Linked DNA regions of Mus musculus: region 1 is linked to region 2. Evidence: chromatin loops called from intact Hi-C (ENCODE). Cell type or tissue: left cerebral cortex. All regions are shown on one strand. Each heading gives the region's core, and the rest is flanking DNA. Links, peaks and the distances in the headings are about the cores only. Region 1 overlaps Adcyap1r1 (adenylate cyclase activating polypeptide 1 receptor 1). Region 2 holds the start of Adcyap1r1 (adenylate cyclase activating polypeptide 1 receptor 1).

The links. A loop is a pair of places that touch in the nucleus more often than their neighbours do. Peaks named below come from ENCODE experiments on the same cell type or tissue, not always from the same donor. Only the 100,000 strongest peaks of a DNase experiment are listed, where the experiment ranks them.
Region 1: it touches region 2 in a loop (2.6-fold over the local background); 19 of 42 quality-filtered maps call a loop at or near these places.

What each region holds. Positions count from the first base shown.
Region 1 is chr6:55,498,785-55,514,939 of GRCm38, forward strand. It overlaps Adcyap1r1 (adenylate cyclase activating polypeptide 1 receptor 1), which reads left to right. Exons shown (of 17, transcript NM_007407.4): 17 at 1-2,671. Among named protein-coding and RNA genes, the nearest start is that of Gm34441, 30 kb to the right of the region's middle. In left cerebral cortex, for the core only: a CTCF peak has its summit at 6,491 (motif pointing left); a DNase peak (open chromatin) is centred at 6,500.
Region 2 is chr6:55,448,652-55,464,806 of GRCm38, forward strand. It overlaps Adcyap1r1 (adenylate cyclase activating polypeptide 1 receptor 1), which reads left to right and starts at 3,327. Exons shown (of 17, transcript NM_007407.4): 1 at 3,327-3,717; 2 at 11,506-11,635; 3 at 12,858-12,963. The coding sequence starts at 11,585. In left cerebral cortex, for the core only: CTCF peaks have their summits at 9,683 (motif pointing right), 11,473 and 12,613 (motif pointing right); DNase peaks (open chromatin) are centred at 6,098, 9,685, 11,234 and 12,616; H3K4me3 peaks cover 1,585 bases; H3K27ac peaks cover 1,697 bases.

The sequences.
Region 1 (16,155 bases), core at 3,355-11,354, 48 kb after region 2:
GGACCAACCCCTGAGTATATACATTGGCTCTTTCCCCCCTGTACCTTATCTCTCCCCTCCATCCCCTCCCCTGTTCTGAGAACCAGGTTATCAGCCAAACAAGAATCAGTTGATCCCCTTGCACTTTGGACACTTCAATGGAGCCTGAGCTGCTTAGAAGCCTTGGTTCAGGATTCCAGCTGGGTTCATGACTGTGAACACAATGTGCCCTGTGCTGGGCCACAGCTTCCTTGTTTATGAAGTGAGGTGGTTTCTAGTGCTTTTCCAGGTTCTGCCTTAGTTAAAAACTAAGGCAGGTAAACAGAGATGAATCCTTGTGAAAAGCATCTAAGGGGTGTGTGTGTGTGTGTGTGTGTGTGTGTGTGTGTGTGTGTGTGTGCGTGCATGTGTGTATTAAGAGGGATGACATCCTGTTTATTTTCCCATTTGGATGCCACATGGTATCCAAAGCTGGTAGAGCAGCTATCATGCCTCAGGCCATGGACATTTGAATGGGAGCCTCAGGCATGATGTGCAGAAATAGCCTTCTACACCAGGCAGGGACAGGTTGCCTGTGGCCCCCTCAATCTGAGGTGCACCCCTTGGGCTATGGACCCCATTCCCTTGCCATCACCCCCGCCAGTGGGTCTGCTTCACTGTGGAAGGAGAAACTGTGACTTTCTGGTTGCATTACTGCAAAACAGCAAAAACCGAATAACCCGAGCCCTGCTGCTTTCTGAGCCCTGGGCCTGTGTCCTCCTAGAACTTCCAGGTTCCCGTTGCTTTGTTTTTCTGTCTGAAGGAATCTTTTTCTTAGTCTTGTGAGCAGATGTACCTGAAGGATTCTGCTGTTCCATGAGGGTCTGGCTCTCAGGCTGTAGGCAGTGATGGGGCAGCACAAGGCTGGATAAATCCCTTCCCTATTGACCTTCTTACATAGTGCAAGCAATAAGACTTATTGATCTGTGTGTATCCCAGTGTTCCTCTGGGGTTCTGTCTAAACACCAACCATCTTCTCTTGGAATGGGCCCCAGGCAAGGCTTGCAGCAATATAGCCTGGACCCAGAAAAGGGAAAACGATAAGGAAATTCTGTCTGGTAGGTGCAAAGGGCTTCATGGATTTGGAAACCTGGAGGCAGGAACATAGCAGATTTAAGGGGTACCCAGCTGTGGAAGGTCATTCCTGAGAAGTGGGGGCTTGTTTTATGAAACCTTAAAGGCCAAACGGACTGTCCCATTTTGGGGATCAGGACATCCCTGTCCTTATCTCCTGTCATAGCTGTCCAACTGCAGGGTAAGGAGCAAGTTGTGAGGAAAGGTCCTCAGAACATGGGATTCCACATGAGGAATCCTTAGGCTGCCAGGAAGCCAGAGGGGTTTAGAGGTGCTCAGCTTTGAGCCCCAGTATGCACTATGCTTAAGCTCTGACGACTCTTGCGTGCAGCGAGGAGGTCCTCCCTGACATGCTCAGCATCCCGCAGTGATTCCTCTCATAGCTCTGGGATGGGGCTTGGTTAGGGTGTCGTGATGGAAATAAACCTGAACCTGTTGCCCAGTACCAGGGCCTCTGCTGTTTGGTCTTCACTCTCTCTTCCTTGGAGGGAAAGCTACAAGAGACTCTCTTTTTAATTCCTTGAGTACCCTTTGCCCCACTTCCAAGAGAGGACAGCAAGTCCCCTGACACTGCAAATTTCATTTGAGCCTAGGGAGCTGGGAAAACAGTTGGGCCTAGTCTGTTTTTGAATTGCATTGCATTGAGTTGTACCGGTATTGCACAGCCCTGCGTGTGAGCCAGATGTAACACTCCAAGCAGCTGTGAAATGCAATGTTCCTTTTGCAGGAGTGGCTGTACCTGCAGAAAGCCCAGGGGTCCACAGTACAGTGCAGGAGAAGCAGCTGAGTTGGCCTGGTCTAAGGATACCCCCTAGCAAACTTGGCCCTCTCCATCTGTTCTGGGACTCTATACTTCCCTAACCTGGATCCCTGCTCTGCAATGAGGTGGCCGTGGTTACACCATCATCTACCCTCTAGCTAGGGATGAGGTGGAGGTAAAATGCTCCCTGTGAGTTTGCAAGCTCTGAAAACAACACCGCTGTGTGCTCATTCTTAGAGTGAAGACCCTGAAAGGTATCCCTTTGCAGCCTGTCTCCTGTTTTGAGCCCTTTAGGGGTAACTCATTTGTAAAACCACCAGCCTGAGCTCAAGGATGAGGCCACAGGGCTCTGGTGGACTTCAAATCCCAGCTTTACCGTCATCACTGTTCAGTTTTCTTCGAAGGTACGGATGAGGAGAAATCTTCTATGAGCAACTCCGTGCTGTCTGCCTAGGAATCCTTCAGTGGTATGGGACACTCCTCAAGTGAGCCAAATGCCCGTTCTTTCTCCCTTCCTTGAACTCCAGGTCCTGTGCTGTGTCTGTACTCAGCCATGTGTGTTTTGTCTGCTGTCTGTCTTCTGAGGCTTAGCATCTGTCAGGGCTGGGGTTGGTTCAGCCCTTGGTACTCCAGATGTGGTTCCAGGCTCCCTTGTGGGAGCTGGACCGGTCTGGGTTTAATCTCCCACAATAAAGATAAACCCCACGGACCTCACTGCTACTGCTGCCTCCATTAACGCTGTGCTCACACATTGTCTGGGATTTTAAGGATGTCAAACTGCTGTAGATGACTCAATAAATGTCTTATCGTTTTTCTTGGTGCCTGTAAATTGCTGAAAGTGGAGGGCAGGGGAAAGAGGCAGGAGGGGAGGGGACTCCGCCTCCCCCTTCCCATCTGATTATTCCACAGTAATGTAGTCTGCAAGGCCTTTGGATTCTGGAAGAGGGAAATGAGGATGGAGTTGGGACAGGTGAAGATGGAAGGGTGAAAGAAAGGAAGCCTTGGCCTTGAAAGGCCATTCACATGATGTGTGGAGCTCGGTTCACTTGGGCGTCTGAAAATGGAAGTGGCTTACCCCAAAGTCTTTGATGCTTCATGGCCTTTATGTTGTTTGGTGGGAGCAGCTGACAGATTCAGAAAGCTTGCCATCAGGGAGTGTTTCAGCTCAGCCCAGGTATGCCCTTGGCTGTCAGTGTTCCTGAGAGTGAGAGCCACCCCTCTCCCTGTCACACAAGGTAATGAATTCCAAGTAGCTCTCCTTTCCTCGAGGGCCAAGTGATTGTTTATAATTCTCTAGCTCATGATGTTAGTAAAATTTTAATTGCCAACAAAAGAATGTTAGGAAACGTCACAGAATTCATGTCAGGGGGAAGAACCAAGATGAGTTACCCAAAGCTACATGCCATGCCAGGAAACTGATGACCAGGTTGTTGTCACAGCAGCTGTCACAATCCCAACTGATGAGTCTGTTATGCTGGGGTATTGACATTGCAGTTGCCACTGCCTCTGAAGTCCACTGCTTGAGACATTTTTCCAGGAAAGTTGCTTCAGATATTTTGCCAGCAAAGCATCCCACATGTAGCACCCTGCCTGTGATGGTGCATTTCTTGTCAAAGCTGCATCTGGTAGCTTTGCAAGGGGCGGTTCTACCTGTGGGCATGACGCTTTAAGGGCTTCATCTGAAAGCAGGTCATGGTTACAAATCTGGGGATTTTAAAATCATTCCCAAAGTATTAAGGAGGCCTGAGAATAGAAAGTACTGGCCACAATGAACTGGAAGTCTACAGTCATTACAGAGCTAACTCCGCCAGCTATTGGACCACTCTGAAGTGACGCCAATGAGATAAATTGAAAGACAACAGATGTCAGTTTTCCACTTGGATAGGTCCTAGAGGCTCTTTCCCCTGTGTCTAGAAGGCTAGCTTGTTCTGCCTTTTGAGGCTGCACCTGCCCTTTTCTTCTTTTGGGACATTGATACGCCGTGTTCCTTGACTCAGTCTGAAAGATAATCTCTCGGTGAGTCAGTCTGCTGGCTGGACTCTTGGAAGACTTTCGTAGAGCGGTGGTCATCTGAACCAGGAAAAATGGAGGCTCCATATTTCATTCTTAGAGGTCATACTCAAGAAGCAAAGCTGACGAGCCAAGTTGGAAATATTGAGTTCCATATTAAAGTGACATTTCCTGGCAAATGTAAGCCTCAATCTTTGTCCTGAGCATGAGGCAGATTTCAGCCTCTTTCTTCCTATGTCCTTCAGAAGTCCCAAACTCCAGTTCTTCCTAGGTAACTCCTGGTTATTCTCTGTTAACAAGTGAAATCCCTTTTAGGCATCCAGGGTTCTCAATCTTTGACTGAACCGGAACTACCCTACATTGCTGGTCACACCTGCACAGTATCTGAAGCAGCATGGCTCTCTTAGTTTGGCTTTTATTGCTCTGAAGAGACACTATGACCATGGCAACTCTTATAAAAGCAAACATTTAATTGGGGTTGGCCTACAGTTTCAGAGTTTTAGTCCATTATGTCATGATGAGAGACAGGGCAGCAAGCACACATGGTGCCAGAGAAGAAGTGGAGAGTTCTACATCTTGATCCACCCACAGCAGAAGGAGACTGTGTGACATCCTGGGTACAACTTTAGCATGTAAGACTTCAAAGCATGCCTCTACAGCGACACACATTTCCTTCAGCAAGGCCATATTTCCTCTTAGGGCCATTCTCTATGGCCAAACATTCACACACATGAGTCTACGGGGGCCATCCCCACTGAAACCACCACAGGGTCTGAGTTTGGTTTTAACAGTGCTTGTGGCTAGCACTGCAAGAACTACTGTTCCACCCATCCTACTCAAGGAGATGTGGCTGGATAAACCAGTCTGTTTGTGAGCCTTGGACTTGAGCAGGGGTTCAACTCTTAAGGGTAGACAGTAAATAGACACTGACGATATGAGGTCACTGTCTCTCTCTCTCTCTCTTTTCTGAAAGTGAAAAGCATCAGGTTTATTTGGGGGCAGCTCTTGGGCTGATTCATCTCTCCTAAGGAGTAGGGCCAGGGAAATCACCAAGCAGATAGGGAGATGTGGGAGGGAGGGGGGATATGCCCATGCAGGGAGAAATTCAGAGAGAGAAATTGGTGAGGAAAGTGGAGAGAGAGAGAGAGACAGAGAGAGAGACAAAGAGAGAGAGACAGAGACATAGACAGAGAGAGACAGACAGAGACAGACAGAGACAGAGCTCACTGTTTCTCTTAAGAGGCCCAAAGATCCACAAGAAGATTGGCCTCTAGATGGCTTTTCAGGCTGAGTTCTGTAGACCACCAGAGATAATCTAAGGATCCAGATTCAAGAATACAAATCAACTTGAGCCACCTTGGAGATAATTAGGGTCAAATTTAGAGGCCATAGCTGAAAACCCCCAATAAAAAAGGCCTAAAGGAAGCAGAATTTTATTTTCCTCACATTGAGTCTGAAGTAGAGAGTCTAGAACTGGTACCGTGGCTTCACTGTCTCCCAAGGGGCTACTCCTTAGCATGTGAGTCCAGGTCCCAAGGTCAAAACGGCAGCTGGAACTCTGGATGGCACTTTACTCAAGAGTGAAGGGACAGAAAGCAAGTATCTTCCCACTTACTTCCCATTGGCCATTGTCTAATCATGTGACCACACCTCACTTCAAGGCAGTTGTCTTAGTCGGTATTCTATTACTGGGAAGATACTCAATAACCACAGCAATTTTTACAAGAGAAAGCATTTAATTGGTGCTGGTTTACAGTTTCAGAGGCTTAGTACATTATCGTCATGGTGGGAAGCATGGCAGCACGCAGGCAGACATGGTGTTGGAGAAGTAGCTGAGAGTTCTACATATAGATCAGCAGGAAGAGAGAGCTACTGGGCCTAGCTCAGGGTTAAGAAACCCCAAAGCTCACCCCCGGTAACACACTTCCTCCAACAAGGCCACACCTCCCAATCCTTCCCAAGTAGTGCCACTCTCTGGTGCCTAAGCATTCAAATGTATGAGCCTATAGGGGGTGGGGTAATTTTTTCTTACTCAAACCATCACAACTGGCAAACTAACATACCTTCTATTATGCTGGAAGGAAAAGTGTACACTGACTATAAAATGGTAGTTTATGTCATACTTTCAAACCCCCGAGTCTCTGGCAAGTCTGATGGTTCTCTCCTGGCTCTTCCCACATTTGTGGGAGGGTAGAGACTGTCTTTCTGTAAATCCCCACTTTATTTGAAACAAACAAGGGGCATGAATTGTCCAATGTGGGTCACAGAATGACCTTGAAGTCCCTCAAGGCTGATTGCTCCTACCCTCTGCAGCCTTGCTTACACCAAGGGATGGACATGTGCTTCAGCATTCTGGGTTTCCTTCAGTCTTTGAGATCCGTCATACGTCTGTATCTGTGAGTGTGCTTTGTGCTGTAGGATCTTCTTTGCTCATTACATTTTAACTTTTAACTTTAACTTTTTAATCAATGATCTCATTAATTAATTAGCTTTTCAATTAGGGTGATCTTAAGAGATAGTTCTTTTGGTGATGAGAACAAACATCATAATTGACATGAATTCATAATTGTCACCTCAAGCCAGACTCAAGCTAAATGCTTCTCAGCTTCTGGCTTTGTTAGGTTGCCCTCTAGTGGACATCAGGGTGTGGTTGTGCTGATGAGAGCTCAGTCCCTATTCAGTTAAGGATGCAAGATTAGGAATTTCCTGTGGGAACCTGGGTACCAGCCACTATTCCTTACACCCATTTTAGGTTAGCAGAGGACTTTTCCAGAAGACAACTTTGTCTTTTAGACATCATCATCATAAAGGTCATGTTTCTTTACCTGTGCATTTATTCCTGGGTTTCCATTAAGAGGAAGACCGGGTACAGCAGTGACCAGGCCTGTGACTTTCATCTGTCTATTCAGTAGCTACTTGTTGAGCCTTCATTCCTCTCTGGACTACTCTGAATGCCCCCGTTCTCCCCCACCCTTCATGTTCTGCTGAGTCAGCCATAAAGAAGGGAACAGAATAGGATTTTTGGTGGAAGTTGGTGCCGTGAAGAAAATGGAACAGTTAAAGAGAGAACACTCCTGGGGCAGGGTAGCAATTTTTAGAGTAGATAACCAGAAAGCCTGAGATGTAGGAATTTGAAAATTATAATGTTTTGAGCTTTACAAGTTTATTAGGATCTCCCAAATAGGCCAATTGGAAGAGCATCCCAGGTAAAGGGCCACCACAGGTGAGTGCTCTGGTGTTGGGGATGAGACTCACTCATTATGTGTAGTGCCTTCCTACAGATACCACGATAAATTGCCACAGGCCGGAGGAGGGGCTGTAAGACATCTGACATCTATTCTCTCACAATTCTTGAGTCTAGACATCAAGCTAAAGTGCTGTCGGGGCCGTGCTCTGCTTGAAGGCTCTGAGGAGAACGTTTATCTTCTATTGTTGAATCCCATATCTTGTAGGTGATTTTCTTTCAGCATTTATTGGCTTGGAGACACATCACCCTGATCTTCTTCCATCACCAGCATGGACTTCTCTACACCCGTGTCTCTGTCCTTGCTGTAATTTATTGTAAGGACACAAGTCCTACTTGATTTAGGGTTCACCACAATCCAGTATGATTTCAACTCATTTCTGCTTGAGAGACTTATTGCCAGTCTGGTTCCATCCATAGACACTCAGAGTCAAGACTTCAGTATGTTATCTTGAGAGATATAACTTACCTGTAGGAATGAAGAAGAGTTTATAGTTTCACTGGCTGACCTGATACTTGGGCTACTCATAAAGATGAGAACCCAAGCCAGGAACCTTGGAGGTAGGAATTGAAGCAGAGACCATGAAGCAACACTGTCTCCTGGCTTGCTTCTCATGGCTTGTTCAGTTTGCATTCTTTTACAACTTAGGACCACATGACTGGAATAGTACTGCTCCGGTGGGCTGGGCCCTCCAATGTATCAAAATTATCAATCAAGAAAATGCCCCATGGAAATACTTACAGGCCACATTGGTGAAGACAACCATGACCTTAATTGCTAACCTGGGCCTAACCTCTAGGCACAGTGCATAGCATGGGCACTTGACTGTGCAGGACTTCCGTGAGCTTCCTGTCCAGCACCACAGACAGCTCCGCGACACTGAGTTTTCTGGAGAATTCCTGTAGGTTGTCTGCTGTGAACCTGGCAGATGGTGGTCCTATGGGGTCTGATATTCCTAATATTTAGGGCTTCCTCTTTGACACAAAACAGGAAAAATGATGTTTTTTCCCCTTTTGTATGGCAACAATCATAAGAACAATGATAACGCTTTGGTGTATTCTTTATTGAACGTTTTTTAAAATGACATTGTTATAGTTAATTGAAATATAGTTTAGTCCTAAAGTTAAAATGGAGGTTTGTTTTTGTTTGTTTTTGATTGGCCTCTCTAGTGATGAAAACAGAATCCTCCAATTAAAAGCTCACATACATAACAGGTGATGGGTGTTTTACAGAATACAGCCTGGGTCCCTGTCTTTTTCCAGTACCAGAGGGCATCTTCATGCCATAATACCCCATGCCATCTAGCCCTGGGTATGGTAGGGAATAGAGCATAACAACTTTAAAGCGAAATAGCCTTTCTTTATCCATAACCCATAAAACCAGGCTGAACAGATCTCTGACAACCTCTCCTTGGATCGGTCACCAATGTGTGAGAGGGTGAGATGGAAGGAAACCGTGGTGCAGTACAGCTGTGTGCTCACCCAATCAGGGACAAACACATTTCTGAGATTCTGGCAACTGGAAACTGAGCAGTGGCTGAGTCCTAAGTCTATTGGTCACCGGAGGAAGAACCTTCCTCTGTTAAAATATATAATGTTCCTCTTCATGGACCCAGAGACTTCTAAGTTTCACCCCCTCGATGACTTTGTACGTTTCAGAAGCATTCAGTCACCCCTTAGATTCAAAACTTCTTGCTCAGCACTAAGAGGTAGTATGAGGAGATACTAACGCCCGTGACAATGTAACACACTTTGCACTCATAGTCACATGGTGTCTCTGTTTGTTTCTCTGTTGCTGGCTAGAAACAAGGTAGGGGGAAAGTGTTTATTTAGCTTACACTCTGAAGTCCATCTTAAGGAAAGTGAAAGTAGCCTTTCAAGGAAGGAAACTGAAGTCAGGAACTGAAAGAGAGATAGTTTCTCTGCTTTCGCTGTGTACTGGCTTGCTCCTCATGGCTTGCACAACCCAGGATCTCCTGATTAAGGGTGCCACTGCTCACAATGGTCTGGACCACCCCTTATCAATAATTTTAATAAAGAAAATGCCCCACAGATAGGCTGCCAGGCCAATCTGATGGAAACAACTCCCCAACTGAGTTTCCACCTTCTCAGGTGACTCTAGTCTGTGTCAAGTTGACAGAAGCTTACCATCACAGATGGAGAAGACTGGAAGAAAACCGATCAACAGTGTATATGATGTCACCATACTTACACCATCTAGGGATCCAGGAGTGTGTGACTAAGATGACTGTTTGTAGTTATCACTTCTATTTCCTACCATTCATTCCAAGAAGTTCCTAACTTGGGGAATAATTGCTCTTTCATAACTGCACAAATTATGCTCTCTCATAACAAGCCCACTTCCTGGTTAAATGGCAGGCCTGTGAGCTGCATGAGAAAGCTGCCTCCCAGGTTTCTAGGAAAGAGGAAGGAGCTCATTAGAGTGTGACATTCAGGTGCCACAGCCATCTGCAGTTAGGAGAGAGGAACTCGGTAGGAAACCCAGAGGTGAATCAGACAATGGTGGAGATGGGAGAGAGGCATAAAGAGAAACAGGGACCCTGGTACTGTCATTTGACCTATTGCATCTAGCCTTGACTGAAGGCTACTCTCCACCTCTATGATTTTTCTATGGACTGATGGTGAAAGGGTTGTTTGAACAGGTTGCACAGAGGTAAAATGTCTTCTTACAATTAATTTTTCAAATAATCGCACCAAAGTATAAAGACACATATGATACATACACAAAACTACTCCAGAGAGAGCACATGAATATATTATCTGCTTTAATTAACCTATTTTTCTTTTTAAAATATTTTGTTAAGTCTTTAAGACTTTCATACAGTTTATTTTAGCTTTGATTATATCTACCTCCTCTTACCTCCTCCCATATCTCTCCTCTCCACCTTTGCTCTCTACTCATTTCACTTTGAGTTTTCTTCTCCTTTCCCATTGAGTACAGTTTGAGTTGCCCAACTACCCTGGGGTATGGGGCCTGCTTTGGAGAGTGGTTGACTTATCAGGGTCATGCTGTTAAAGGAAGACTGTCTTCTGTGGGAGTCTCTGCAGATGCCATAGCCATCCGACTAATGATTCACACGGGGCAAGAAGGAAATACATTTCAAGCCAACACAGTAACTGGTGTTAGTCCAAACTTTTTGTGTCTTTCACACTGGGTAGTTTGTTTTAGCCATATTTAAGCAGAGCACAGTTTCGGGGGAAAATTTTTCCTGATAATCCACTCAATTCCCTAAGTACAATAAAGCTTAAAGCATGTTTACATGGAAACTCTTTATAAAGTACATATGACCTCTTCCATAAAGATGGATTCTATTGACTGAGAAACAATGGTCAAGATAAGAGTCTAGGGAGAACGCATGAGTAAGATAAACATAAAAGTCTGGGAGTCAGGAGTGCCCTGGTACTACAGATAGCACAGAAGTTATCTAAGCTATTGTAAAGCACATGTGACTCGAGGGTGGACTCTATTGACTGAGAAACAGTGCTCAAGTTGAAGGTCTCATGAGCAAGAGTCCGCGCTAAGCATCGTAGTCTGGGGAGACTCAAGTGTGTTCAGACCTTACAGACAGCCCAGGTCACCGGGCTGTTACCTATTTCCATTCTCTGCTTTCTGGGTGGAAAACAGGTATGCTTATCTTTCATTGAATAGACTGCCATGCATACATAGATATGGGGACTTGGGGACAGCTAGCAGGAGGTGCTCTTGGCTCAGGTGAGGGGAGGAAAAGGACCTGGCCTCAGGCTCCTGGCTAGAGCTGAGGAAGGGGGAAGTCTCTTAAGGAAATAGTTTGTCACAAGGAGGCAATGTTCAGTGAAAGGCCAGTCAGGAGAGGTGGAAGGCAGTTCTGATGTGACATCATCCAGACCTGACATCATCAGGAGGCATTGTCAACTTACAAATGCAAGAAAAGCTAAGGGTGGCATTTCTGGTGCTCCCATCTCTCAGCACCAAAGTGAGTGCTCACCCAGAACCAAATTCCACTGTCAGTTGTTGCCCTGTGAATTAAGATGAAAGTCTATCATTGTTTGGATAGCCTTCTGGTCTCAGAACAAAATGGAGGACTCCCTTCCCTGCTAGCTGGGCTTCCACTTTCTCTGACCTTGTTTTGGGGAGCCCAGACTCCCCCCACCCCCCACAACCTTTACCTACAAAATATCATAAAGCCTTAGTCAGATTACAGGTTCAACTTCCTTTCTCCTGATCAGAAGCTGTTCAGCTAGCGCCTGAGATTCCTGGAATGCCTCTCCAGGCTAGTGAGTTATCTCAGTATCTTAAACCTTCAGCCAGTGACTGTTGCCCACCCTGGATATTCTGATCTCTCAGCCCCCCAAGTTATGGAAGCCTTAAATCATCCTAAGTAAAGTTGATCTGCCTGCCCACAGCTGGTCCCTGTGTCGTCATTTCCAGGGTTTCCAACCCCTCTGTCACCTCTGTTCCATTTGCCTGCATAGAATGATTTTGGCTGACAATCACAGGCAGTAGTAAAGAGAGTGCTCTCAGACAGTGCGCTTGGCATTTTGGTGGTCCCTGAAACTGAAGCAGCAACCAGTTCTAATAACCATCCTAGCCACACAGCCTTGGGTCTCCGGATTTTCTTGTCTCCAGGTCTTTAATATCCCCCTTTGGGCCTTTTGATGAAGCACTTTATCCATCCTCCCTGTAGAGAGGATCCCGAGACAGCAGACTGGGGGCTTTTCTGGGACACAGAGAAAGCCACCAAGGAGCTGACAACAGACAGATAATGAGACTCAAGCCCATCAACAGAGGAAGAAAGTACATTGACAGGGGAGTTGAGAAGGAGGACCCCAATAACCAGGTGTGGTTGCCTGTGTCAAGTGCTGTTAAAGGCTCATGATGATTGGGCTACAAAGTATCTGTATTCGTTGTTTAGAAGTCGAGTAGCTTTGTTTTGAGCCACCCCTTGCTCAGGCTGGATGGGCAGGCCATTTTGCTTGTAGGAACAAGAGTAGCCTCCCCAGAAAAAGCGTAGACTCATGTGGCCTCCCAAGGGCTACCACCTGGAAATCTCTTCTAAGTGGCTCTATAGGAGGATGGGTGGGTGGTGGTGGTTTTACAGTCCTCTTTGGATCAGGTTGGTAGAGATAGACCGCACATGCTCAGAACCACAGGACTTCTTCCATTAAAGCGCTCTGCAACTGGTTTGAAGGTCAGAGGCTCTTGCCTCCAGATTGGATGGCCTTAGCCCAGGGAAGATAGAAACTGGGAGATTTCTTTGGAAAGAACCTGGATTCTTCAATCCTCCAGGAAGGAGTGGGCAGATCCAGGCTTCAGAATAAGGGTCTGGAAACATTTATATAATGGAGGAGGTCCCTGCTTGGAAAGAGGTTCCTATTCCCAGCTTCTATTTGCCCCTAAGGACACTGCTGGAAAAGAAACTTTCCACTGAAGCCAGGGGGCTGCAGAGTTAGAGAGAGGGCTAGGACAGACCGGTCTGTGATCTTTGACAGACATAAGTAAACACTCCCTCTGTGGTTCACTTAAGCAATAGGATCTACCCTTGGCCTTCTAATGTTTCCCATTTCGACTTTGAGTGGGTGCCTAAGGACCAGATGGGGCTCATCTCGGGTGGGAAGCACACACTCAAATCTAGGGAGATGTTTGCATGAGATCCGAGTCTCACAAAGTGGCCCGGGCACATGAACCCTGTGACTGATTGCTCCCTGGCCATAAGGCAGCACTCACTGACGACTGGGGTTGGGGTTAGAGGTCAGCCTTGTGAGCTTTTCAGGTGGCATGGTGGTGGAAAAAGCCTAGTCTGTCATTTGGTTATACCTTTTGCATCAGGAGCAGAGGGAGGCCTACAACAGGCCATGGCATGAGCACGGTTTTTAACCCAAGGAGCTAGAGAGAGAGGCGGGAAGCCTTGAGAATACAAGCAAGAACTGGGAAACATTTCCCCTTCCAGCAGTTTCCCTTATCTAGAGTTCTTCCTGGCAGAAAGAGTTTGGGCTGGAGGGAGGGAAGGTTGGAGTGGGGTGGGGGAATCAACTCATAGGTCTGCACTGCCCTCTGGTGGCCATTTTGTTTGATGATCGGTGTAACGCGCGCTTCCAGTCTAGGGAAACTGGCTCATTTCCACACAGTGCCTGGTAATGAGATAATGAGAGAAAGAACAAGCTTAAATATTTTCTATAATTAACACTGGGAAGAGACACTTACATGCGAAATATCTTGTAAGAAGAATGTGACCCACAGTGCACCGTGCAGGGCTTTTCTCGCAGGGCTTTTCTCTTTGGACTTCGCCGGCACACACATTTGTATTTCTGTATGATCACACAGAAAAGTTATTTCTGGAGACTACACATAAGGAGCCCTTTAGGACGTGGATTTGTGTCTAAGAACTTTCGCACTTAATTGTAAGCGTGAACATCTGCATCCATCTGGTTAGGCCTCAGATTTTCACGGCGGGCTTTGCTATTGTCTTCTTACTGAGGTTTTGGAGAAGACAAGTGAGAGAAAGGAGGGCTTCTCCCCAGGAGCTTAATGTCTGTAGGGAGGTTAATGAGTTCGGCTGTTCCTCTGTCCCTGTGGGCTCCTTATCTGTGAATGCAGAAAACCTCGAATGGAAAACTTTCTGGGAAAAGCGGTACTCAGCAGTCATTTGCATAACGCCCACATTGGGCTGAGTAGCGCAAAGGTCTAGACATGATTTGAGTCATCTGGGGGGAGATATGTAGATTATGCACACCATCTCGTACGACAAACTTGTGCAACCATGACACTTGGAAAGGCAGGAACTAGCTCCCTGTGGACGCGAGAATACTGGGAGTGGGTCATGAAGGGCTGCAGCCTGGGAGAATTCGGTATGCAGAGGAGCACACCCAGCAGATGCTACTTCGAATGCCGGATTCTCAACTTTTCTATCTCTCATTAGAAAACAAATAGACATCTAAGGAGAAATAAGAAAATACAATAAGATAAAACAAACAAACAAACAAACAAATTAAAGTATGAACAAAAAAAAAAAAAAACAAGCAAGAACAAGAGCCAACGAAAAAGCACAAGATGCTGAGACACACATGTTTGCACACTTAGCAATCCCATAAAAAACCAGAAGCCAATGTATATGACTGGCAATGTAGAAAATAAAAACTACCCGACTTAACATAATGAGACCAAGAACCTCCAAGCCAAAAAATATACACAAAGGACATGTAGGATTAAAAAGAGAGAGAGAGAAAATAAAAATAAAATAAACATAAAAACTAAAACTATAAGATTAAAAACAAGCCTTGACACAGGCTATGAGCCAAGGGACCTCCACAGGTGCTACCGGCCTTTTCTGCTGGCCATCAACTGCTGGGCTGGCAGCCTACGATTAGGAGTAGTTTGTTTCTCCAGTGATAAAACTTAATTTGCAAGTGTGTTTCAATTGTATTGATTGGAGACGGCTTCTGGGTTAGGGATGGGGGCGTGTGTCCACTTCTCCCTTCAGCTCTAGGATCCCATCTGAGGCAGACCTGTGCCGGCCTTGCGCAGGCTGCCTCAGGCTCTGCGAGGTCATGTCTACATTGATCGGTCCTGCTGTGGTCTTGATTCTTTGGCGTCTTCCGTTTCCCCTGGCTCTTACACTCTCTGCTTCTTCTTCCACCGAGTTCCCAGAGCCCCAAGGGAGTGGATTTGTTTGATACAAACATCCCATTTAGGGCTGAATGTTCCAAGGTCTCTCACTGCCTATTGTCTGCCCGTGGGTCTCGGTATTTGTTCCCAGCTGATTCAGGAGGAAGCTTCCCTGGTGATGGATGAGTAGGACACTGATCTATGAGGATAGTAGAAGGTCACAGGGGTCATTTTATTGTTGCTCTTTCAGTAGAACAGTGTTTGGCTTTCCCCTAGGTCATTGGGCTAACTAGTCTCAGGATCTTGAGTCTGTAAGAGAGCCCCAGGGTAAATCTGTTCTTCATGTCAGCTCCATCTAGGCTGATGCTCTAGAACAACAGAACAGCATGATCCTGCATGCCTTTCTATATCTGCAGCCTTGAGCAAAGGCTTCTCTTTCTGGTTTCCATGTTTTCTAAGTTAGGGTGTGTTTCATTTCCCCCATGCCTACGGGCGCAAGAAAATCCTCCACACAGGATTCAATGGCATCAAGAGCCTCTTTTACTTGTATCCTTCTGACCTGCAATGGCTAAACTCATGCATGTCCTTTTCCCATTAAAAGCCTCCTGCCTTTTCCAGCTGTGGTCCACTGCCCAACATGTTCCTCAGCTCAGAGTGTAGGTCTGGGTCAGAGTACTGTGGGGGCTTGACAGAGATAGGTCCATATATTCAAATACTTGGTCCTTAGTTGGTGTAATTGTTTGAGAATAATTATGAGGTGTGGCATTGTTGGTATTGTGTCATTAAGGGTGGGCTTTAAAGTGTGTGTGTGTGTGTGTGTGTGTGTGTGTGTGTGTGTGTGCGTGTGTAAATAAAGAGGGTTTATATATTAGTGTTGCTTACAGGCTGTAGCCCAGCTAGTTCAAGAATGTCTATCTACCAGTGGGAAGTCCTAGAATCTAGTAGTTGTTCATTCCATAAGGCTGGATATCTTTGCTAGTCTCTAGTACACAAGAATCTCTAATACCATGAAGGAATGGACTTGCCATTGAGAGTAAGGGCAAGCAGGGAAAGGGCAAAAGCTTTATTCTTCCATGTCCTTAATGGAAGCGGAAGGTGTGGCATAGATTAAAGGTGAGTTTTTCTATCTTTTCTAGTGTTTTGAGGAACTTCCCCACTGATTTCACACTGGCTGCACCAGTTTTTATTTTCACCAGCAGTGAATAAGTATTCCTGGAATTACCCCACATCTATTTTAGCATTTGACATTTTTTTTGTTGTTTGTTTTTTGACATTTTTGTTTTTAAGTTTTTAGTTATTCTGACTGGAATAAGATAAAATCTCAAAGCAGTTTTGATTTGAATTTAATGCTATGCATTGAATTAAAAAAATGTTCCCAGTCACTCGAGTTTCATCTTTTAGGAACCTTTTGTTTAGTATTATGCCTCATTTTAAAAATTGGATTAG
Region 2 (16,155 bases), core at 5,455-13,454:
AGGGCTGGTTCTGATCGGAGACCTGCTCTGCTGGTAGCTATAATGCCTTGTAACTGGAGCATCATTTCTGGTCCTGAGCCTTATGAGTGACAGCCCTAACTCTTGCCCCTGTCACCCCCCCCCCCCTGCTTCTCATTCCAAGTAGTCTTTGCCTCACTCATCTCTATCCAGGGCTGGGCTGTGGAATGGGTAGGGGCCAGAGAACTTAAGCCTGGTCTTTGAGGAATGCCCAGTCCCTCTGAAGATGCTTCTCTCCTTCTCAACTCCAGGTAGCTTCCAGGGCACCTCAGGGCATTTCAAGTACACCAAGGCCACCATCTGCACAGCATGGTTCTAGACAGAGAACTAACATGCGTTTCCTTTTATCTCAGGGTGTCCCTAGGTCTGGGGATCAGACCCACCAGGTCCCTGCTCTGACTGTGTGAGCAGACCACTTTGGGAGGCTTGCACGCAAGGCATGGGGAGGGCTTCTCACAGTGTTCCAGAGCACTCCAGCTGTATGTTAAAATACCCTAGGGAGCTTTCAAAAAACACTCCTACCCGAGCCTCTCCACAGACCAATTATCTAATTATCTGTGGTGGTGAGGCCTGGGCAGGGGTGTTTTTTCAAAGCTTGTGAAGAGATTCTGTTGAGAATAGTTAAGAAGGGTCCTTTCTCTGAGCAGACTTGGTTCTACAGAGTGGGAGCCTGCCAGGGATGCCAGGTCTTTACCCCGAGACACCTGTGTTCTGGAAGGTACCGCTTATGTCTGAGTGGCGCCAGGGCTGGGCTTGTGTCACGGAAGGAATGGCTGTGCAGGAGAGATGAATGCTGGGTAGGGTGACCTGGCATTCATCTCCCTCAGTCCCTCATCTCAGGAAATTGAATTAAAACCCATATTTTTCAGCTGCTGCCTGCCCAGCTGGCTGGCTTGTGGAGAGGGATGAGGTAGTGAGCACCTCAGGGTAGGAACCATGAGTTTCCTCATTCTCCAATTCTGGGAGGGAAGGCACCTCAAGAGGGCTCTGGGAACCTTTCGTTCCTACCCCAATGCTTTCCAGAGCCAGGCAGCGAGGGTGGGGACGGTAAGCTGCGAAGCATGGAGAGTCAAGGTTAGAATTTGAAGTTGGCTTTTTGGGTGAGTGACCATAGAGATAATGGGAAATCTTGGCTCTGTTCTTGGTTTGGGGCACCAGAATTGGTGTAGTTCTTATTCATAGGAACACATTTGTTAGGAGAGCCAGAGACAAATCCCCGAGTCAGGCACATGACAAAGAAGCCCATGCTGGGCCTACAGAATGATGGAGGGCATAACTCACAACACATTCATCTGCTGGGGTCTGGTAAGTCATCTTTGTGCTCCTGTGAGGTGAATCAACTAGGAAAAAGCATCGCTCTTGGATGACTTCAGGCATACCTGGCTCTTAGGTTGGGTACAAGTAGTAAGTCTGACTGTCCTCTACCTGGAGTCTGCCAGGGACTCACCTTCAGGCCATAGGCTGTGAAGCAAAGGGAAGACATGTGGGTTTACATGAATGTCTCATTTCTTTCTGCACAGCTGGTTGCCTGGATAGAGGAAGACACCCACCATGACTGTCTTTCTCATATTCCATGATGTGCACCTGCTAACACACAACAGAAAGCAGGGCTCTGGTTCCCAGACACAGACATGAAGAACCAGCAGTATGTAATGAGCCAGGAACTGGATGCACAAACTCAAAGCGTCAGGATTCCCGTAGTGGAGTGATCTGATCTACTGTGGGTAAGTGATTGCATCTCCCCCTCCCTGGCAGCCCCTAGTGCCAATGTCCCATGTTTCATGTTCCACTTCCTATGTGGAGGCTATCAACAGCCCTGCCTCCCCTTGAATGTCTCGCAGTTTGCAGAGTACTTTCACAGGTGACATCTCATTTGATCCGTCCTACATCAAGGCTGGAGGCCAAGTAGAGAAGCTGACCTCCAGTTTGGGAAAACAGACCAGAGAGAGATGCAGTGCGTTCTAGAGCTGCTCCTGATTGACTGCTGACTTCTGCCCAGCGTCTAGCTGTACTCTCCCTAGAGGGGGTCCTGACCACTCTTAAGAGAGAAGACATATTCTCCACTGCTCTTCCTTTGGAACATGGCCTGAAAGAACACAAGCGAGTGCCAGCTGTCTACGAGGTGACCAGTGCTTCCTGGACTAAGTGGGGAATCATAAACTTGCTGTCTGTATATAGGACACTCCATACATCTTTCTGGAGCATCAGGTTGCTTCCTATTCTTAGCCTTTCTGTTTTCATTGTGAAGTCGGATGTAAAATGATCATGTAGGTCTTACCAGTTAGGGTTCTGTGTGGCTCCCATTCATGGGTCTTCTCCATCTCCTTGTCCTTTTGTTTTCAGCTAGACTGACCTTGCTAACAAAAGGCTCAAGTTCTTTCTCCTTCCCTCTTCTTCCTTGAAGGTTCTTCAGAAGGACACACATCAAGGGTGGCTCAGAACTTGCCTGAACAGGCAATGACAGAAGCCAGTTGAGACTAAGTGATGGGGATACAAAGAACTCAGGATGCTGTGACTGGACACAGTTATGCCAAACTGGAGGTGGCAGGATATTGGCACTGTGACCTTATTTGACTGAGTTCTGCTCATTAAGCTCCTGCTTATCAAATTGTACCAGAAGAAGGGTGAGTACACCATATCACCAACAACAATAGTAATTTGTTTAGCATCAGTGAATATATGAGCCTAGTACAAGTTTGCTACTGGCACACAGACTGTTCCTACACAATGTTGTTCTTCTCATGAGCCCAGAAATAGAAACGATGTGGTGCAGGTGAAGAAGTGGAGGCTCAGAAACATCAGGCCGCACACCCAAACTCCCAGAGCTGGCAGGGCAGTCTCATTTATTTTTAACAGACTTCCCGTAAGCACCTCTACTCCTTTTCTGGCTATAGAGGTGTTCTCTGGGGTGTCACATTCGAGGACATCTAGATAGGCACCTGCAATTCATCCCTTCTAGACCCCTGACTGTGAGCAGAGGAGGGCCCAAAGAGGGCCAGGGACTTGCTCAGGTGGCAGGTTGCCAGAGGAGGCTTGGAACACAGAGAAGAGAGGGAGAGGGCTTTCTCTAGTGGATGTTTTGCTGTTGGACAGAAAGGTGGTGAGCCCTGAGGAAGGCACAACTCAGCCCGGAAGCTCTGCGACAGAACTGGGAAAGGGGGGCTGTTACCTCCGCCTCCGCGCCCTGGGTCCCTGCTGCAGCTCTGGCTTGTGTCAGCGCGGTGGTCCTCATCCAGCTCCCCATCTCTGCCCCCGGCCTAACCCCGCCCCCCGGGCTCTCATTGGCCTGCACCCCACCCCCCGCCTGCGAGGTCTGCCGGGGAGGCGGTGGTCTATCGCCTCCCTCGGCCCCGGGCCTGGCTGCGCAGCAGAGGCGGCGCCTCTCCCGCAGGACAGAGCCGGTCGAGTGGCACAGGGTGGGCTAAAGGAGACGAGGGACGCCTCGCTCCGATTCCCGACTGCGACTGGCTGCGACTTTGGAGCAGCGCGGTCCCTTGTGCAGTACGCACACACCGCGGCGCAGGGACACACAGACTTGGCTGCTCGCGGCCACACGCACCGAGAGACCAGGCTCGGCGCGCGCTCCGCGGCGCACACGCTCCAGCCAGTGCGGCTCTGGGCGCGGATTCGCGGGTTGCGCGTCCTCCTGCACCTTCAGCCCCTGCGCCCAGCAGTCCCGACCAGCCCCGAGGCCATCAGGTAAGGACCACTCCTGGCCTGTCCTTCTGCTCCGCACTCGCCCAGCGCCAGACCCTTTTCCAGCGGGGCCCTTGGACCCCTCCTTCAGCCCAGAGGTCTCCAGGAGCCGCGTGCTCTGCCAAACCCAAAGCCAGCGAGGGCCAACGCGGGGCACAGAGTCGGAGCCCATCCTCTCCCGCCGCCGCGGGCTGCCTACGCTTCTCTCTGCTCCATCCAAGTGTCGGACCGTGGCTTGGAGCACATTATTGTAGACCATTCAGTGAGTATCGGCCTAGCTGTCTCAGCCTTTTCTGGTGCCAGAAAGAGGCATTCAGGGGCACGAATGACACTACGGCCAGAGATCCCCCAGAGCTCGATCTCCCTGTCTCCAGGTCGGACCAAAGCGCCTACGTGGATTTGGAAAGAAATGCTGGAGGGTCTCTTGGGAACTCGGTTCTACAGTCTGCAGGGCGTTTGAGGGATGAGCTGCGGAGATAAGATAGGGATCAATTTAGTTTGTGCCCCCAATAGAGATAAGCTTTAGCATTGTTTTTAAAAGGATAGCCCTACGGCTATAGGACTATCCTAAGGATAGTCTTTCCCCGGGGCTCGGGGAGAGGTTGACCAAGAGACGCTTGGGGGTTGGTGGTCTAACAAGGAAACGCCCTGCAGGGCCTGTGGGGGAAAATCGCTGTGGGAGTGGGGTTGCTGTAGTGGGCCCCTCCGAGACCCCTGATGTTTGTTTTAAAGGCCCAGGCTCTGCAGTAGCTAGCTGACTACTGGGAGCAGGATCATATTGTCAGCAAGAGCAAGGGACCAGGCACCAGTTCGTGGAACTAGATCTTCAGGAGCAAACACGCAGGAAGGGGATGGCGATGGCATTTCCCTCGCTGCTAGGGAGTGGAGCTTCAGTTCTAGGAACCCAGAGCCTTCTGGACCACCTTGGCATGAGAGGGGGTCTGGCTAATTCCTCAGTCCATTTCAGGGCTGCTGTGACTACTTTTCTTTACTTCAGGCTGTATGTCCCATAATTCCCTCATGGCCTAAAGAGAGAGAAATAGGCATCTGTTTGGATTTTTTTTTCCCTGTGGCAGCTCAGGTGCATTCCTGTGAGGGTATGTAGGAATTTAGAGCCCATACAGAGGACGTGGAAGGCAGTCTGCCCCCAGACTGCAGTTGGACTGAGGCAGACCATTCGGAAGGTCAAGCTGCAGGCTGGAGGGTGGCTGTGGGTTTGGGACAAGGGTTACTTGTACTGTGATGAGGCCTTTTGGAGCCCAGGGATAGCAGGTAGCTCTTTGCTCAGAAGGCCTTGAGATGCATCTGATATGGTGGCAGGTAAGGCTGGAGGAGCCCCCATTCCCAAGTGCAGGCCTAGGACTCCTGCTCCTCATTGACCTTGGAAAGAACAGGCAAAGGCCCCAGTCTGGACACAAGCCAAACTCTGAACACACAAATTAAAGACAGGACATGCTGGAGCCGGCCTTGAGCCAGATCTTCTGACCAATCCATCAACAAGTGTGTGTGGTGTGACCAGGAGTCAGATGTGGTCCCTCCTACTTTCTGCCATCAGTAGTGGTTCATGGGTGGTGGTGCATCTGTGCTGAGATCCCCAAGGGTCTGTCTGTCTGTCTGTCTCTGTGTATCGAGGAAACATGTCTGTGGTGAGCCTGGAGGAGGACCTTTTCCTGTACTCCCAAGACTGAGCCAGGCTAAAGCTCGCATTCACATCCTGTTTTGTGTGTGTGTGTGTGTGTGTGTGTGTGTGTGTGTGTGTGTGTGTGTGTGTGTGTGTGTTTCAGGCTCGTGGGGGGCTGATTGGGGAAGCACTTTGGAGCTCTTGTTTTCTCACATGGTCACCTCTCTGTCATGCTCCTACTTCTGGACACTCCTTTCTTCCATTTGTATTGAATGGTGACATGGACTCAGTGGATATTTATAGATCAGCACCCAGGTGGGAGTCTAGAAAGGACAGTAGCTAGGGCCACAAGGCGGTTTTCTCACTGAGGAGGTGGTCTGGCAGGGATGCGTTCTGTTCATCGTTCAGGATTGTTGACCAAATGGCAGAACCCAGGGTGCCCAGTGCAGAGGTTTGCCTAGGATCAGGAGTGTCATGCTCACCTGAGAGTCACTGGCTTTGGAGCTGACCCTGAGGTGACTGAAGGGCCTGAGGATATGTGTGAGGAGAGCTGTGATGCCCCAGGCAGGAGAGGTGGGGGCTTTTTTACCCCCAGAAGGCAGAGAGGCCTCAGAAGCTTCCAGCCACCTCTGACTAAAAGGAGCTGGGCTTGTACGTCTGAATGGATTGGCCCTCACGCTCCAGCTGCCTGGGAACATGGAGGCAGGAAAACCCTTCGCTGTGATGTGTTTGTACTGAGCTCTGGATGCCGTCAGAAGCACACAATAATACCCACCCCCACACTGACACACAGAGGAGTGACACACAGCTGGGAAGGCATGTACGCGTCCCTTGATACCTGCCTGGGCGCCGGGATGAGAGAGGGAAGTAGGCAGCAACAGAAAGACATTCTCACGAAAGGTCTGGGAACATTTGGTCACAAAGCCAGCCTTAATGAAGGTTCAGGTGTGTGTGTGTGTGTGTGTGTGTGTGTGTGTGTGTGTGTGTGTATACACTGTGTTGCAGGAGCCTAGAACATGGGATGTGACTCCCCCCTCACCCTCCCGTGAATCTAGTTAGTATTTTAGACTCTGTGGGCATTGCACTTGACTATAATGACTTTGTCCTGCACAGAGGATATATGAACAGAAACTAAACTTGACTATGTTTTAACAAACATTGCAGACACCCAATATTTTGATTTCATGCAATTCATTATTCAGGCAATTCCTTTTTTAAAAAAAATTCCTGGCTACTTAAAAAATGCATTGATTAGAATCTGTACTTGACTTTCTGGCTGTTCAAAAATTAGGAACAAAGTGAATCTGAGCAGCCAGGAAGATTTGCTAGCCCCTGGGATGGAAGGTTAGAGGTGAGAGGGTCTAAAAGGTTGAAGAGAAAGGATGTCTGATCTGAGGGCTCAAGATGCCTGAGCACAAGCTGTTCCACTTGGTCTCCAAGAGGCATCTGTCTGTCAGTCCTGGGGGAAGTCTCCACTGTACTCAGGGGATGCCCCCACCCTTGCAGTGTAGCTGGAGCCAGCACACCTTAAATACCTCTGATGTTGTCTTAGCATGCTAATTCGTTCTTGAACCCCTTCTCCTGTTCCTCTTAAGAGGGAGAAGGCAACCCTAAATCTCACCTTGGGTCTCACAGTAAACTTGGCAAGACCTCAACAGCCTTGTTCAGGGCTGGGGGCCAGAGGGTAGAGCGAGTAAGTGCACTGGTGGGCTTCCAGGAGGTGGTGTTCCAAGGCTGGGGTGGTCTCTCTCCTCCCTGCTCTCCTTGAATTCTGAGTAGTACCTGGCTTCCTCAACCTTCTCTCTGGCAGATGGGCATGTAGCGTACTGGCTGAGAGTACTGGCAGCCACTATGCACCTTGGAATCTCCTCACTGAGAACCTATGGCTCGCAAGCTCACCCTCCCCTCTGCTTCTCTCTTGCCCTGCTGTCCTCCTGGGACCTTTCTTTCCTGACACATCTTCCAGGGATACTTCGTTGTCATGTTGTCTCAGACCTCAGAATTCTGCCCACTTTCCATCAACCTAGTCCTTATCCCAAATGGCTCTCCGGTGGCTCCGCTCAGTGGCCATGAAAATCTCTTCCCTTGGTGGGGGTGTAGCAATAGTTTCTCATTCAGTGCCATCCCCCTTTCCTGGCATAGCCCTTCAGTGTCCCTAGCTGTTAGACTGGCTCCAGACTCCCCTACCTCCTCCCTGCCTCCTGCTGTTTTGCTCTAGAGGTGGCTCTAGTGGAGGGCATGTGTGGAATCCAAGTCTGTATGGAGAAGGGAGGGATGGACCCCTGATGTGCTCTGTCCTCTTTAGGTGCTCCTTAGGGCGAAGGAATTCAGGGTGCAGGAAGGATGCAGAGAGACACCAGACTTCCACTGATTGTCTGGAGCAGCTGAGGGAGGAGTTGTGAGTGGCCTGCAGCAGAAGCCATGCCCCCGCTGAGAGTAGAAGGTGGCCTCTGCTGGGTTTGGTGCAGTGAGGGTGCTGAAGGGTCTGCAGATCCCCCCTTCTTCTGACTAGGAATGTCTCGAGGTCTGTGAGTCACCAGTTCTTCAGTGCTGACTGGTGATGCAGCCCTGGCTCTCAGTCCCTGCTCAGCTCAGCTTCAGGACTGCTAGGGCCCAGGGAGGGCAGACTTTCTCTGGGTGGAGGGGTGGGCATGTTCTGGGGGTCTCCAACACTCCCCGCAGTCCAGTCCACATCCCATTCCTGCTTGGCACATCTCTAGGCTCGCTATCCCATGTAACCTTGGGGAACACCCTTCCTACTGGGATGCTTTCTGTGTCTTAGTTTCACAGTGATGAAGCAGCTTTTCAAGTTGATCTCAGGCAGGATGGAAATGTTCTGTTCATAGCTGCTCTTCCTGAAGATTGGGCAGGTACAGGTAGGCTTCACATCTCTGCATGTGACAGCCAGGAGCAAAAGATCTTCACACCTCTGATGGTGTGAGAGGTCACATGGGGGTTCAGCAGGCTCCTTTCCAAATGACAGAGCAGCAGAAGTAGAGGGGTTTGGAGCCACATTTTAGTTCTCTGGGATGCTCTCTGTGTGACCTTGGAGAAGTTGCACAGACTTTCTGGGCCTCTGTTGCCTCCCCTATAGAACGAGGAGAGTGCCAGGATCTCCTTCGTGTCAGTCAAGTTACAGGAGTTGATGGGTATTCAACTTGGAGGTGTACACAGCACATACTGACCATTAGGAGATAACGAGCAGCAGGCTGGCTGTGCCCAGTGAATGTGATACAGGGTGGAGGTGATTGTGCAGTGGCACAAGAATCATGAGCACAGAGAGGGAGACACCTCACAGACGCCAGGCTGTGGCACATCCTCGAAGTGCTGCCCATGGATCAGGCATGGCTGTCATTCCCACTTTGCAGACAACATGCAGAGGCTGAGCAGGAAGCTTAAGTACCTGGCCTGGGGTCAAGGCTAAAATCTACAGGGGAAACTTCCCACCTCCGTTCCACTAGGAGCTTGGAGGCAGAGCTTCCCTGTTCTCTGAGCCACCTGCCCGGCACAATTTGAACCCCAGAGAGAGAGAGCAGGGGGCATGCAGGGGAGTCAAGAAAGGGCCTGATGTCCCTCCTTAGGGTGGGGTATTTGACAGATCTGTGGTGGCCTGACTTAGTCCATGACAGGGACACCTGCATCTCTAAGGAGTTGTGAGGCAGAGGTAGCCTGGGAAAAGAGGAGCATCAGTGTCACATCTTGGAAGGCACAGAACACTGTGCCCCACAGAACACTGGAATGCAAGCACCAGGGGCCGCTGGGAAAGGGTAGGGACTGGAGAAAAACACCCGGAAGAGCAGAGAGTGGTGCTCTGTGAGGTCTTCAGAGACAGGAAGAGAAGTCAGGGACTAGATGAGGCAGCAGTGGTATCCAGGACCCTTGCTCAGTGATCGCCCCATCTGAGACATTCACCCGTGTGCATTCATGGCTCCTGTGTCAGCACCATGGATATCTCCCTGGGTTATGATCTGTCTAGGAGACTGTACCATAGAACTGAGGGTTCCTGTACATATCCATGGAGGCATGCATGATATGTCTGAGCTCATATCCTCACAGGAACATTTACTGTACATGGTTCGGGGTTTCCGTGAAGGGACATATGAGGAGAGGGGAGGGAAGTTGCCATCGCAGATGATCATATTGATGCTTTCAAGTGGAAGCCCTGGGATAAAGGTGCTTTAGTGTTTGTGGATCTGACATGTTTTTATGCTCCTTTGCTTAAAAATGAGGTGCATGGAGAGAGAGAGAGAGAGAGAGAGAGAGAGAGAGAGAGAGAGAGAGAGAGAGAGAGAGAGAGAGAGAGACTCCCTACCATCATGTTCCCGCCACCAGAGGGAACCTTAGAGCTTCAGCTCTGTGTCCCTGTGTAAGTCCCAAGGTTCTCACACAGGTTAAAACAGACCCACTGTAATCCACATGGCATCAGCTGAAGGGCCAGCCTGGCAGGGGTCCCAGGCTGCACTAGGCTGAGAGGGTCTGGGATGCAGAGGAAGTAGAAGGTATGCCTGGTCCTGAAGGGCTTCCCTGGGGGCCACAGCTCTGTTTTGGAGTCTTTAGATTACTCAAGGTGAACCCTGAGTTCAGAGGACATCCCATTCTTACTGGTTTTTCTGACCTGAACTAGCTGGGAAAGATGGCCTCTAACTGAGGCCTGCTGAGGTCCCCAGAACTCGATCGTCTCCCATCCTAACCAAGCCTGAGGTCATTTCTGCAGACAGGGTCGGGATCTCAGACTGGTACAGGCAATTGAATACTTTTGAGGAACCACCAGTGTTGCACCCATGGTGCCTGTACCCACTAGGAGTGGATGGGGCCTTGGGGGAGGTGCAGGCCCTTAAGCCTGTGTGCCTGACCCCTTTTCATCCCCCGGCTTCTCCCAATCTACTGAACCCTACGTGCTCCCTTCCCTGGGTACCTATCAGCTATCGGAGATCTCCTTACCATCTCCGAGTGAGTGAGCTGGAGAGGGGCACTCTTCTCTCTTTTTCTTCTTGTCACTGGTTTTCTTCCTTATTTTGGATGTCTGTTTATTACCCAATTGAGCCAAAAAAAATGTTGAAAGAGGGTGTTAAGGCCAGGCACTTAAGGCACAGAGGCATGGGAGGTAAAAGCTGGACCCATACGGTGCATGGGATATAGGGGCAGGCTTGTTTCACATCCTCGAGGCGTCCATAGTGAAGAGCTTTTTGTGTTAGCTGTGCTCTGAATAGGGCTACTTAATAATCCTTCCCACAGCAATGGAGTAATGACCACCATCGCTCTGAAGGGATGACAGCACTCTGCTTAGCAGGGGCAGTGTGTTGCTGCTGCAACGAGTAGCCTCATGTACGTTGCTCTCTGTCCAAGGGCAAACCTTTCCCAGTGCAGAGCTCCTGAGTGGCCAGGCATTTGTGTCAATGGTCAATTTTAGAAGCAGAGCAGGCTCAGGTGGAGTGTGAGCTCGGTCCCCACCATTTCTCTGGTCCCTCCTGGGGTCCTGGTCCTCATACACCTGTCCTTGAGGTCCAACAGCACTGTGATGTGACCACACCCTTTAGAAGTCAAAGTGTTGTGAGACGGGGTAAAAGGAGAACGTGATTGTCCCAAGTCTGCACTGAGAGCAAAGAGGCCCTTTCAGAGTGAACAGATGGTATAGAAGCTTGCTTCTCCATACCAGAGCTGTGTGGAGTTAGCTAGGTCACACAGGCTAGAGAGGCGTCTCGCTGTCCCAGTCCGCTCAGGGATGCTGGCTTCTATCCCGTTGTCATCCTCTAACCCCCGGGACATTATTCAGTCTGCCATGGAAGAGGTGGACCCTGTACTTAAGTGAAGCAGCGGACAAGACATGTGCCTGGAACAAGGGAGCCTGCGAAATGTCACTGCTAGGTGGGCATGCATATGCCAGCCAAAACTCTGCTTCTGTGTGGCGGCAGAGAATGCTGAGACGTGGAGACAGCTGGTCTATGCAGAGGAATTAGCTGCTCTGGAGTGCTCTAGTAGCCCGGTGGCTGAGCTGGCATGTACCCACCACATTCAGTGCCCTACTGTGGGCGCAGGGCATATGGTGCTCAACTCGTGTTGGTGGGATGGAAGAGTAAAGGGGTGCAGGCCCCAAGGGTTAACCAGGGCTGGAATCCTGGCCTGGGAACCCCCTGCAGGTGACACGGTGTGCTGTCTTTCCTTCCCTTCAGCGCTGCATGCACAGTGGAGGGTGGTGACTGACTCCCCAAGGCTGGGAGCAACAGCCAGAGACAGTGGCTGGGAAGCACCATGGCCAGAACCCTGCAGCTCTCCCTGACTGCTCTCCTCCTGCTGCCTATGGTAAGGGCCCGGCGTCTGCCTCTACGACTGTACCGAGCCTCCCTCCACCTGGAGGACCAGTGACTTCTGAGTACTCTCAGCCAAGCCGACCCAAAGCTGGCATTTCTGCCAACAACCCTCCCTCACCCCGGTCCCTTTCCGCACACACCACAGAGTTGTTACAGAACTTGCAAATCTGTTAAGATGGTGACGTGTGCTATGGCACCTAGAGTTGCATGGTATCTGGCTAGCTCAGCCGTGCTCAGGGTCCCTGGTTAGGACCACATGATGGTCTTCTGGTCCTCATGCCACGAGGCCCTCTGACACCTAAATTCAGAATCCTGTCCTCTGTTCGTATCTCTCTTGAGCAAGGGTGAAGATCGGGAGTGAGAGGAAGAGGGTTCCATTTAGCTCCATTTGGGCCAGGGCGAGGCTGACCTCAGAGCCTGAGGTCACCCTCCTACTCCTCTTCCTTGCATGTCAGGACATGCACATCTCACTTGCAGTGAGCAGGTGGGATTGGATCTGTCTTTGTACATGGTCCTTGGCAGCTCAGATTCCTTGCCAAGAGAATCATTCCTGACTTAGGGTTTGATGGACATGAACTTGAACATCATCTATCATGATAGCAGGGTATGGCTGTGAAGACGCTGGACCTGCTCTGGGACCTGAGCTGAGCTTTGTACCTGTCTTTCCCCTTCTGAAATTGAGTGGAGAGGAGACCTGTGAATCTGACCGTTACCCTTTTGTCTGCCGTGGAAGGGCTTTTGTTAACGTAGTTCTCAGTTCATTAGCCCTCACCTCCCCATAAAGTGCAGCAGGAGCCAGAACATCAGATTCAAATCCTGTTACCCTGCCTACTAAGTCATGTGACTTGAAACAAGTTAAATAACATCTCGACTTGGTTACACGTTTGCAACAGAAAATGAAGTAAACAAAAGTAGTTCCTTCTTCCTAGTGTTTCTGCGTTTCTAGCATGGATGCACATACATACCCAGCCACTAGAGGGCAGTGCATGCAATTGTTAATGTCACTATAGCATGGAGACTGAGGTTTAGGGGCCTGTGGGACTCACACATTGAGTTGGGGCCTGGGGATAGCCCTCATGGCATCTGTTACACAGCAGATGTTGGTCTGTCACCCTCCTGCCACACCCATCCCTAACACGCTTCTCCTGAGTTGAAGCAGAGGGGCTGTCAGTGGGCTCCATGTCCTCTCATCGTTTGTTCTCCATATCCTATAGGCTATTGCTATGCACTCTGACTGCATCTTCAAGAAGGAGCAAGCCATGTGCCTGGAGAGGATCCAGAGGGCCAACGACCTGATGGGCCTAAATGAGTCTTCCCCAGGTGAGTGAGGCAGGGGACAGTCTTGGTGTCCTCAGCGTCCACAGGTTAGCCTTGTAAGACTGGTGGAAGGGTGTGCATCTCTGTAGAAACTGGGGCCACAGTGCCCCATATCTGCAACTCTCAGTGACATTAGGTGGCTCTCCTTGTGCCAGTTTGAGCTGAGATGTTCTGGGTGGCTTAACGTGGCTGCTGTTTTCTCCTGGGTCTGGTCTGGAGAGCAGCTGCCAGCACACTTGTTCATAGGCCACCTGGGACCAGCCGCAGCAGGAATGCAGCTGTTACAGTGGCTGGGCTACAGACTATCTGACCAGCAGGAGTTCCTACTTGCTGGCTCTAGCAGAAGCCAGGGTGGAAGGCAGCAGTCAACCCCAGGGCTTCCCCCAGTGTGGGGCTTCTATGGCAGCTGCTGTGTCAGATGCTGCATGTATGGTCCTATACACCTTTACTCTGTCCCTCCAAATGATTCCGAGGATTTCAGACAGTACCTTCTAACAAGTTCATGTCCTGAGGGAGAGGCACAACTTCTGGTAAGATTCTAGGGATCTTCTTCCATCTGCCCCAGAAGGAGCAGGGGAGGTTGGGTGGGCATCTTGGTTATGCCATGCCTTTCTCCTGCTCTGGCCTGCAGAACAGGCTAAAGCTACCTAGTGGTGGGGCTCCAGGGCTCCACTAGAGCCTTAGTGGTACACCTTTCCCTCTGGACTCAATAACCATCTGCCTGAAGACTTTATTAATCTGCAGCCCAGTTAAACAGAATTCCTGCTGGGCCAGATTCATGCAGCTTCTTCGCAAAGACTGACCAGGGGAAGGTGCTCCCAACATAGCAGGGCTGCTTTGCTGCCAGACTAGAACTTTAGCCCATATCAACCAGGGAGACTGAGGAATGGGGACAGATGGGTACACAGTGGGAGGAAACCCAAAAACTGTGTGAAGAATCTATGATCTAAGTGTCTTGTTTGTGTGGGTGGGAAACTAGGTCCTGAAGGCAATAGCTACCCAGTGCCTGTCTACCATGTGGGTAGAAACCATAAAGCCTGCCTCCTGACATGGAGTTGTTGGTCCCAAATGGTGGCTCTTAGAGGGGGAGGGGAGAGAGATGAGGGCTTACTGTGTGAGCCTGTGCACAGTGTAATTACACTCCTCAGCTGAACTCAGGTCCAAAGGAGCTGACAGGACAGGCTTGCTCGTAGGTCTGAGCATAGCCCTAATGAAAGGATAGGCAGATGCTAGTGGGAGGGGCTCCCCTGGTAGCTTCAGAGAAGAAGAGGTAAGGACTGGGAGGAGCAGGTAGGGCTTGAATAGCCTGGAATACCCAGAGGACCTTTTAGGAGACCATCCACAAACCACAGTGCAGATTAACCTAGAATCTTAGCTTGGCATAGTTAACTGACATTCAGCAGCTCCCAGGAGGTTCTGGTGAGGCGCTAGAGCCATGAAAGCCAATCCAAGGGAGGGGTGGATGTCGGACTTCAGGTGAGCCGGGAGCAGAGGAGAACACTGACGGTGCAGGGCATGTGTAATCACTCCTACTTCATAGATGAAGAAAGGGGTGTAAAGAGAGCCTGCACATTACTTAAGACTGTAGTTCATTGTGAGCAGAGCCTGAATTTAGACAGTTGATGTCCTCAGTCACTGGAATGTACCGCCTTAGGACAGCACACCCTGAACCCTAGCATGATTTCTACGTCACCTGAAGACATGTGCTGCCTTAATTTTCTTGGGCGAAATGGAGGGGAGAGTGATACCTAGCAGCTGCAGTCTACAGGAAGCTGTAGAGGCTTGAGGACTTCAGGGTCACTACATCTGTGAGGCTCCACATAGTGCAGAAAGCTCCAGGCTTCCCACCTTCTTGCTAGGTCAGAGGTAGATGCCATTTGGAGAGCTGAGAACCAGCTCTGGTTTCAGAGAGCTGAGGAGAGGAGGGAGGGTGAGAGATGGAACCTAGGCAGGGGTAGCCTAACTTATCCAGGTGAGAGCTGTGGGCTAGCACTTACAGAGCAAGCTGTAGCAGAGCAGACATGTGTCCTCAGCGTTCATACGTGTACTCAGCTTGTCAGCCTAAGTGAGCAGTGATGGGCGTTTCCTTCCATCTGAGGGCGCCCACTCGGAGTTCCTTTCTTGCTTCTTTGCCCATCACCTTGAAGCCCACACCAGGGTGGTAGAGCCTGTGTGTACTTTGGGATAGGTCCAGAGGTACCAGCTCCCCCAGGCCACTCCAATACTGCAACTGGAGAGGCAAAGTCTTTCTGCTAACAGATTTCTTCCCTGCTGGACGCATAAGCAGGAGAGAAGTTTGTGGAGGAGAAGAAGGTCTTAGGTCTGTGTTCAAGAGGGGCCTGCACTGATCAGAGCAGAGCCCCATGAAGGCAAAGGGTGCTTGCATAAGTGCTTCAGTGGTGGAAGGGTCTATTGAGGAAGGGCGAGGGCAGAGGAATGGAGTCCCCGGGGAAGGACATGCTGAGTGTAGCATCCCTCAAGTCCCTGTCTGAAAGTCCCATGGTATGATCTGCAAAAACAGGCATCTGGGCAGGCAGGCGCTGGGCACCTTGCCAGGGTTCAGGGTTTAGGACAGCTAAACCCCGTTGTCAGCCCCCAAGGGAGAGCCTTCATGTCTTCTGAGCCTCATATGAGGCTCACGCCTGCCTTTAGGAATGAATGTCTTCACCCGGGTCTTTGAACTAAACAATGTGTCCCTAAAGCAGGGCCCATCTCACTGTGCTGTGCCGTGCCATTGAAGTCCTTAGGTACACTTTAAGGTGTCTGTCAATGAACAGTCCTTCAGCACACACAGCCAAGGTCAGAAACATCTGGACTCAGATTCCAAGGAGGTGTGTCCTCAGAGCCTGCCTCTGTCTGACTGTAAAGTTTATACAAGTGTAACCACCCTAGAGAGGGAGCACCCCTACTGCTGGGCCCATGCGATGTCGGATGGGCGAGAAAAGGCCAAGGAGCAGGTGAATCGGCCCAAGATCTCATTATATTTGGACGTGACACAGGATTAAGAGCCGTGTTGATAGCCTTGGTTGGGGAGAGCAGGGGATCAGTGAACTGTACTCTCTCTCCCCTTGCCTCTCCAACTATGTTGTCCCTGAGCAGTGACCAGCACAGACAGTACCAGAAAGTAGTGACAACTTGGAGACACATTTGAAAATGAAGAAGAAAGCCTGCCAGTTTGCTTCGGTGCCTGCCCGG